2 separate regions of the Homo sapiens genome follow, and region 2 is linked to region 1. The links are chromatin contacts, found by Hi-C or POLR2A ChIA-PET in ENCODE. All regions are on one chromosome and are shown on one strand. The core of a region is the stretch at or near the end of the contact, and the rest is flanking DNA. Distances in the headings are between cores, read along the strand shown. Region 1 overlaps NEB (nebulin). Region 2 overlaps NEB (nebulin).

Region 1 (3,738 bases), core at 581-3,080:
TTTTACCAAAACAGATATATAGACCAATGGAACAGAACAGAGGCCTCAGAAACAACGCCACATATCTACAATCATCTGATCTTTGACAAATCTGACAAAAACAAGCGATGGGGAGAAGACTCCCTATTTAATGAATGGTGCTGGGAAAACTGGCTAGCCATATGCAGAAAGCTGAAACTGGATCCCTTCCTTACACCTCATACAAAAATTAACTCAAGATGGACTAAAAATGTACACATAAGACCTAAAACCATAAAAACCCCAGAAGAAAACCTAGGCAATACCTTTCAGGACACAGGCATGGGCAAACACTTCATGACTGAAACACCAAAAGCAATGGCAACAAAGGCCATTGGAATCTAATTAAACTAAAGAACTTCTGCACAGCAAAAGAAACTACTATCAGAGTGAAAAGGCAACCTACAGAATGGGAAAAAATTTCTGCAATCTATCCATCTGACAATGGGCTACTATCCAGAATCTACAAAGAACTTAAACAAATTTACAAGAAAAAAACAAACAACCCCATCAAAAAGTAGGCGAAGGATATGAACAGACACTTCTCAAAAGAAGACATTTATGCGGCCAACAAATATATGAAAAAATGCTCATCATCACTGGTCATTAGAGAAATGCAAATCAAAACCACAATGAGATACCATCTCACGCCAGTTAGAATGGTGATCATTACAAAGTCAGGAAACAACAGATGCTGGAGAGGATGTAAAGAAATAGGAAGACTTTTACACTGTTGGTGGGAGTGTAAACTAGTTCAACCATTGTGGAAGACAGTGTGGTGATTCCTCAAGGATCTAGAACTAGAAATACCATTTGACCCAGCAATCCCATTACTGGGTATATACCCAATGGATTATAAATCATTCTACTATAAAGACACATGCACACGTATGTTTATTGCAGCACTCTTCACCATAGCAAAGTCTTGGAACCAACCCAAATGCCCATCAATGATAGACTGGATAAAGAAAATATGGCATATATACACCATGGAATACTATGCAGCCATAAAAAAGATGAGTTCATGTCCTTTGCAGGGACATGGATGAAGTTTTAAACCATCATTCTCAGCAAACTAACACAAGAACAGAAAACCAAACACTGCATGTTCTCACTCGTAAGTGGGGGTTGAACAGTGAGAACACATGGACACAGGGAGGGGAACATCACACACTGGGTCCTCTCAGGGAGTAGGGGGCTAGGGGAGGGATAGCATTAGGAGAAATACCTAATGTAGATGATGGGTTGATGGGTGCAGCAAACCACCATGGCATATGTATACCTATGTAATAAACCTCCACGTTCTGCACGTGTACCCCAGAACTTAAAGTATAATAAACCAAAACAAAACACACACACGCAAAAAGGTTTTACTTAAGAACATTAATGGTTAGAGGTCATAAGATTTAAAGGCATAAAGAGTTAGAGGATGTATGATCTTCTACTATATTTAAACAGCTCATGAGATTTAGGGTTTGTTTGTTTTACAATTATGTTTATATCTAAGAAAAGTTCTACCTAAAAAAGGAGAATTAAACAATTTTTAAATGTTTTCTATTTCATTGCTATAAAATAATTTATATTAACTGGGGATGGTATAATAACCGGTTATCATATTCACTGGTTTATTTTTGCCCTACATCCATGTAATTCTATTGAAAAAGTCTATTTCTGTAAGGTGTATTATGTCTTCAGCCCATCCTTACTTCTGACTCTAGCAGAGATTATCATGTGCAGACAGGCAGTCTGAAAGGTCACATCCTGTCCTCTTTGCAAGTGCTTGTGATTCTCTCCAGGCAGCAGAGAGAGACAGGCAGTGAGCACATAGACTCTAATGACTGAGCATTTGGAATTATTTCCTGGACATGCCCACGGGAGTGCTAGGGGTACTTCTGGACAACGTATGAATCAGCCTGAAAGATTCTTGGAGTGGAGAGCAGGGGAGGGGAGGGAGGGTGGGAAAGCTGTCATGTTTTTGCTTTACTTACATGGCTGGCCAGATGCTTCTGGTTCTTGGCGTGTGTCAGGGACAAGGTGCTGGAAGGCAGGATGTAGCTGGTGGCTTTCACTCTATCCCAGGCCTCCTTGTACAGGTTCTGCAGGAATTAAAGACCTTCTTGTGAATATGGGAAAATGCATCTGGTTAGCTTCTGAGTAGCAGGTTTTCCTTCTGTGTCTGTCCTTCTCACACACTCCCTACTAACTCCCAGGACTCCTCTTTAAGGTGGGGCTTATTTAATTGTACCTACTAGAATTTTATGAGGTAAAGTAAGATTGAAGGTCCAGGAAAAAACCATAGAAAAGCCTTTAGGGAAAGAGTGTCCATCCCATTTATTCTCTTACTGTCCCAGAAGGGGGAAAGGTGGCTCATATATAAGGGGGAAAAAAAACTCAACTCACACTGCTGTAAAGATTCTTCAGGTTTCTGGTTCTGTCATAATCCACTGTTTCTAGAACTGTTGTGTATTTGTCCTTAATCTGATGATAATTTTCTTTATATTTTACCTGTAGACAAGCAACAATAGGTTATTCACCTCTGTTGTTAGAAAATACATAAAGACAAGAAATAGTTTGTCCCTGGAAGAGGAGTACAGGAAGACGCACCTCACTGGCATTAATGCCACTCTGAACAGCAGTCACATAGAGGGGCGTGTCTGTGACCAGATTATAGTTTTGTAGATTTTCTTTACCTGCTGCTGTATATTGTAGCTGTGAAGAAAAACAAAAGTCATCAAAAATGGTAACATACAGGTCTGTCATCAGCTGTAGCTGCTTGTGCCAACTTACATGTGCCTTTATTTCTGGATTTCTGCTTTAATCCTAACAAACAGGCTGTCATTCTAGAGTCCTGCAGACTTTGTATGGCTGCCAGAATGAATAGCTTCTCTTGACTGAGACTGGGGTTGAGATTTTGGCCATTTTGTTGCCTTTTCCATGCCTATTCTCCATCCCTGACAGCAGCCCCTCACTTTTTTTTTTTTTTGGTTTCGAACACTTTTTTTTTTTTATTATTATACTTTAAGTTTTAGGGTACATGTGCACAATGTGCAGGTTAGTTACATATGTATACATGCCCCTCACTTTTAACATTCCATTACAACTGCCCTATCAGAGCTGAACCACGTGCTGAAAAGTTTTCCAGATACTGATCTTTTTCCTCCAAAACTTATCTACCTGTAATCAAAGGATGCTTCTACCTCCTACTCTCTGCAAGTTAACTTGATCAACTAAGGTACAGATGCTTGAGAGTAGTTCACTAAGAAACACCTCCCAGATAAGCTTTTATTATAAATGTGCATTGCCTTAAACCAAAGGAGAGACTCAGACTGGGAAGATCCAGCCCCAGAGCAGGACACTAGAAGAGCTTTGATTGGGAGAGGAGGGGCTTTGGTCAGTTAGAGCCTACACTGTTACAGCAACTTTCTTTGCCTGCCCATCAGCCCACTGACACCACCATGGATTCTGATGACCCATGGAGAACCAGTCCTTCTAGGAAGGTGGCTCACCTGACTCTGAAGGTCGTATGATTTCTTGGCATGGAGGATTTGGGGTGTATCCCAAACGTAGCAACCAATGCCTTTCAACCAATTCAGGTCATCTTTATACACATTCTGCAAGAAAGAGAGAACAATGAAATGTGGAAGGTATTCTGAATTTACAATTGAGCATTTGATAATTTCCTATCAGCTGTTGGCTGTGCTTATTGCTTAGAAGACATAG
Region 2 (4,225 bases), core at 1-2,500, 77 kb after region 1:
CCTACACAAATATATCAGGATATATTTTCAAAGGTCCAGGAAAAGTTCTTTTCTAAGATTTAGTTCAGTGAAAATGCCACATTAGATTGATCACATACTCAGAATGGAATTGACAACTCACGTCACTGATGATGTCCCTGGAGGCCTTGGCCGCCACGATGGGGATGGCGTCGCTTCGCAAGTCATAGCCTTTCTTCTTTGCTTCTTCATTAGCAAGTTTGTACAGACTCTAAATTTGGGGGAAAAAAAATCAGATGCTGACATTTATATCTAAAAACTGACAGAGGACTAAGACAATTCACTAAGTTCTCCACAGACAGTGCCTATAATAATCTTTCTTTTGAGAGTTCTAAGCCTTCTGCATGTTTGTTGAAGTGAAGACTCAAAAATGAGGCTAGGTGTGGTGGCTCACACCTGTAATCCCAGCACTTTGGGAGGCAGAGGCGGGTGGATCACCTGAGGTCAGGAGTTCGAGACCAGCATGGCCAACATGGTGAAACCCCATCTCTACTAAATATAAAAAAAATTAGCTGGGTGTGGTGGTGCATGCCTGCAATCCCAGTTACTTGGGAGACTGAGGCAGGAGAATTACTTGAACCTGGGAGGCGGAAGTTGCAGTGAGCTGAGATTGTGCCAATGCACTCCAGCCTGGGCAACAAGAGTGAAACTCCATCTCAAAAAACAAAACAAAACAAAAAAAAAAGATACCCATAAAGCCCAATGCACCTTTATTTTTTACTTTAAAAATTATGTTGAATTAAGTATATATACATATTACAGGTTGTTTTAAAAAATTTTAGTTAAAACAATAAATCCAGTTTAAAAATTACAGGAAAAATTAAGCTGAAACTCATAGTTCTAGCATGGTAAAATGTGGGTGGGAGGGAAAGGCTTAACTGTTGATCATGGCAATCAATTCAACTCACATTTATTCTGCCCTGACCCTGTGTCTCTGACTGTGCGGGGTACTTGGGAATCAAAGATGAGGTTGAGACCCCTCTCAACCTAAAGGTTCCTGGGAGAACTGATGGAGAGACTGATAACCTGTGGAAGCAACTGCTGAAAAGTCAAACCACACTAATAATGAAGAGCTCCAGGAAGGAGTCATTTATTCTGAACTGAGAATCAGGGAAGTTCTTGAAGATGGGGTGACCTTTGAGTTAGACTTTGAGCAGAGTTTCAGTAGACTAAGGTGGCATCAAGTGCAGAGGAAATCACGTGAATCAAGGCACCACTGTGGAGGGGAAGCGGAGGGGTGTTGAAGGAAGTGGGTGAGGCCCCAGGGAGGAGTTCACAGGAGAGGGCTGAGAATAGCCCAGAGTTGGACTGTGAACGCCTCATTCTAAGAAGTTGGTGTTTAATTCTACAGAAAATAGGAAAGCAGCCAAAAAGTTCTCTTCTTTTTAACATCAGAGGGGAGCGCCCATGGCAGCGTCCCAGTCTGGGTGGGTGGAATAGGGGGTTGCGGGCAAAATGGGGAAGGGCACCTGGGCCTCCTGGGACTGGCAGCCGAGTAGCCGCACTAACACATCTCTGAGCTTTTTCAGCAAAGACAGAGTTGAGAAATCCAGAAATGCTGACTAGCTAGACACAGGGGGAGCCCTTTGTTTCCTGAAATTCTTGCACATGTAATGCATGGTTTCCTGTAACAGGACCTATATTATAGGTTTGGCTAATAATTCAGTCCTTTCTGACAGGGGAGTAAGACTTGATGTTTTTAGTTTTTGGTGACAATTAAAAGCTAGCTATACAAGCACTAAAATTACAGTCTCACTTCCAAAATAATTACTTAAGATGGTGGCAATTCCATCTAAATTCTCTAAATTATGCTCTGTGTGTTGATTTATGCTGCCAAATAAACAATATTTTCCTTGCTGGTGGCACAAAGCCAGGTGAAATAACTAACACATCAGCTGACAGAATCTTAGATTCACAAAAATCTCCACAGGCTTATACCCACAGGCTCAGTCTAAGAAGAAGAAATTACAGAGATAAATGCCAATCTTTGAACAGAGATAAATTACCAAACGCATAAATGCAGGATGGAAGAAACCTAACTTTAGTCCACATAAGATGTCTTAGAGTTTAAGTTGGTCTCAAGTTCTGTGTGCACCAGCAGTGACAGCTGCCAATGTATCCTGGGAGCACAGGATGCAGAATAGAGGTCATATGTCCAGAAGAGGAAATACGATAGTTAAGTGTATTCTACATCAGTCATTCCCCACTCATAGTATTTTGCTCAGTTCTGAGAGTCACATTTTACTAGTGATGTCATGTGAGGAATGCCCCGCAGCTTGGGATATTGGATTTGAAGGTGAACCTGGGGTGAAGGTGGCAGGGGAGGCACCCTGGTGCTGCTCTCCATCTCTGGGGGTTGGCACAGATTTGTTCTGTGCAGCTTCAGAGGACTATGTGAGTTTACAGAGAGAAATGTTGTGACTCAATACATCAGAAGCTTTCTCATAAATTTTCCAGAACGAATGGACTGATTTATGAGATCAGCTCCTTGTCACTGGGAACCCTTAAGCAAAGGCAGGTCAAAAACCTATTTGTGGGGAGGGGTACCTTTGCACTAGGGTGGAGGCTTGACTCTCTGCCTAAGCCTCTATGATTCTGGAATGATGGCACGTGGCCCTGTGCACACTGAAAGTGAAAGGAAATGGGCTTGCTAATATTTACACTGACAGATATTTCTCTCTCTCTGTGTGTGTGTGTGTGTGTGTGTGTGTGTGTGGGTTACCTGGTAGTACTGTGGATTTTAGTTCTTGCCTTTAATCTTATATACTAAAAATCTTAAATTTGGATCCTAAACCACACTTAGGAACAATATATGGAAAATATATTTACTACAGTTATGCTTTAGCATAAAGGGGAGATACATGTATAGGTCAATTGCTAATATCCTAACTTCAAAAAAATAATAAAAGAAAATGGTCTACATAATCTCATGGTTACAGCTTAAATAATTAGTTCATGTCATTTGTATTTCCTAAATGATAATTCATATTGCATAAAGTTTGACATTTATGATGGTGATTGAGAAATGCAAGAGTTGTTATTCACATGAAACATGAAAAAGATTCTTTCTAAAGCTGTCATTTGGTATCATGTCATCATAGAGTAGATCAACTGAAATAAGCAGCAGTGTGCAAATGTCAAAGAATCTGCTCTCACCTCACTGTAGTTGATTTTGTTCATTCTTGCCAACATAATTTCTGGTGTGTCTGGCATTATGTGGATCTGAGTCTTGTCTTTGTCCCAGGCTTCTGTGTATAAACGCTATCAAAAAAAATACACAAATTCATCAGGAAAAAAGTTCTGTGTATAGTTAATAGGAATTTTAGGGCCACAAAAACTTTATAAAAAAAAAGAAAAGGTTATGTGTTTTATACACATTATGTGTTTTATGCACATCTTCGGGTAATAAGTTCATAAAGGAATGTGTATTTATAAATGCCTTCTAATAATCTGAAATGTATGTTAACAAAAGGAAAATGAGAATAAGCATATTTTATGCAGACTATTTTTTGATAAAATATGCTACTTTATCAAAATCATGAAACAATGACTAAATATCAAAATATACATGATATATATCAGTTATTAATAGATAGATGAGAAGCCAATAGATACATAGACAGATAGATAGATGCCTTTTATTACTCAATGTTCTTTCTTTCCTCATTAATGTTTCTTTTTTGTTGATTCAGCTTTAGGAGCCCCACTTCGATTCTTAATTTTGAAGTCTCACCTTGTTCATAGTGATGGCATTATTTTTGGCCAACACTTGTTCCAGAGAGTCAGTCACACTGGTAAATTTGAATCTGTCTGGAGGCTGGCGATAGATTTTATCACTCAAAATTTCAGTTGCCCTTTTGCATTTTTCCACATCCAAAGAGCCAATGGACACCCAGCCAATGCCTCTCATCCACTGGAGATCAGACTTGTACATATTCTGTTGACACAAATAGCCAATAAATATTTATCTCTGTATCAGCAATGCATTTTCATCTGAAGGATAAGAGATCAAGTAAAAGCACTCTCAAAATTTAGTTTGGTGGACGGGCCAGGTATCACACAATATTCCTCTTTGGTCTGAAGGGTTAAAGGATTAAAATTCCTGTCGATAAAGGCAATGCTATTTGCCTCCTCCAGGGGCTGGTGAGCTTGTGCCATATATTGCCATTTTCTCCAAGGGGTGTTAAATAATTTCCCACCTCTGCAC

What was found. Hi-C counts contacts between places; a loop is a spot of excess contacts on that map. ChIA-PET counts read pairs that join two places held with the same protein, here RNA polymerase II (POLR2A). Pooled maps may share reads with other maps.
Region 2: a map of astrocyte of the cerebellum shows a loop between it and region 1 (4-fold over the local background). The contact joins two enhancer-like sites. A Hi-C loop is called at or near these places in 4 of 168 maps with a recorded cell type or tissue (GM12878, PC-3, astrocyte of the cerebellum and 1 more), 2 of 37 single-sample maps with no recorded cell type and 2 of 50 pooled maps. POLR2A ChIA-PET finds 5 or more read pairs at or near these places in 1 of 52 experiments (CD4-positive, alpha-beta T cell).

Annotation. Positions count from the first base shown.
Region 1 is chr2:151,558,586-151,562,323 of GRCh38, forward strand. It overlaps NEB (nebulin), which reads right to left. Exons shown (of 182, transcript NM_001164508.2): 121 at 3,525-3,629; 122 at 2,623-2,727; 123 at 2,419-2,523; 124 at 2,007-2,114. Among named protein-coding and RNA genes, the nearest start is that of RIF1, 150 kb to the left of the region's middle. Within about 2 kb of position 1,831, at least 3 of the 41 ENCODE cell types and tissues checked have a DNase peak (open chromatin) inside an H3K27ac peak, as active enhancers do.
Region 2 is chr2:151,636,106-151,640,330 of GRCh38, forward strand. It overlaps NEB (nebulin), which reads right to left. Exons shown (of 182, transcript NM_001164508.2): 62 at 3,752-3,955; 63 at 3,175-3,279; 64 at 122-229. Among named protein-coding and RNA genes, the nearest start is that of NEB, 96 kb to the right of the region's middle. Within about 2 kb of position 1,251, at least 11 of the 41 ENCODE cell types and tissues checked have a DNase peak (open chromatin) inside an H3K27ac peak, as active enhancers do.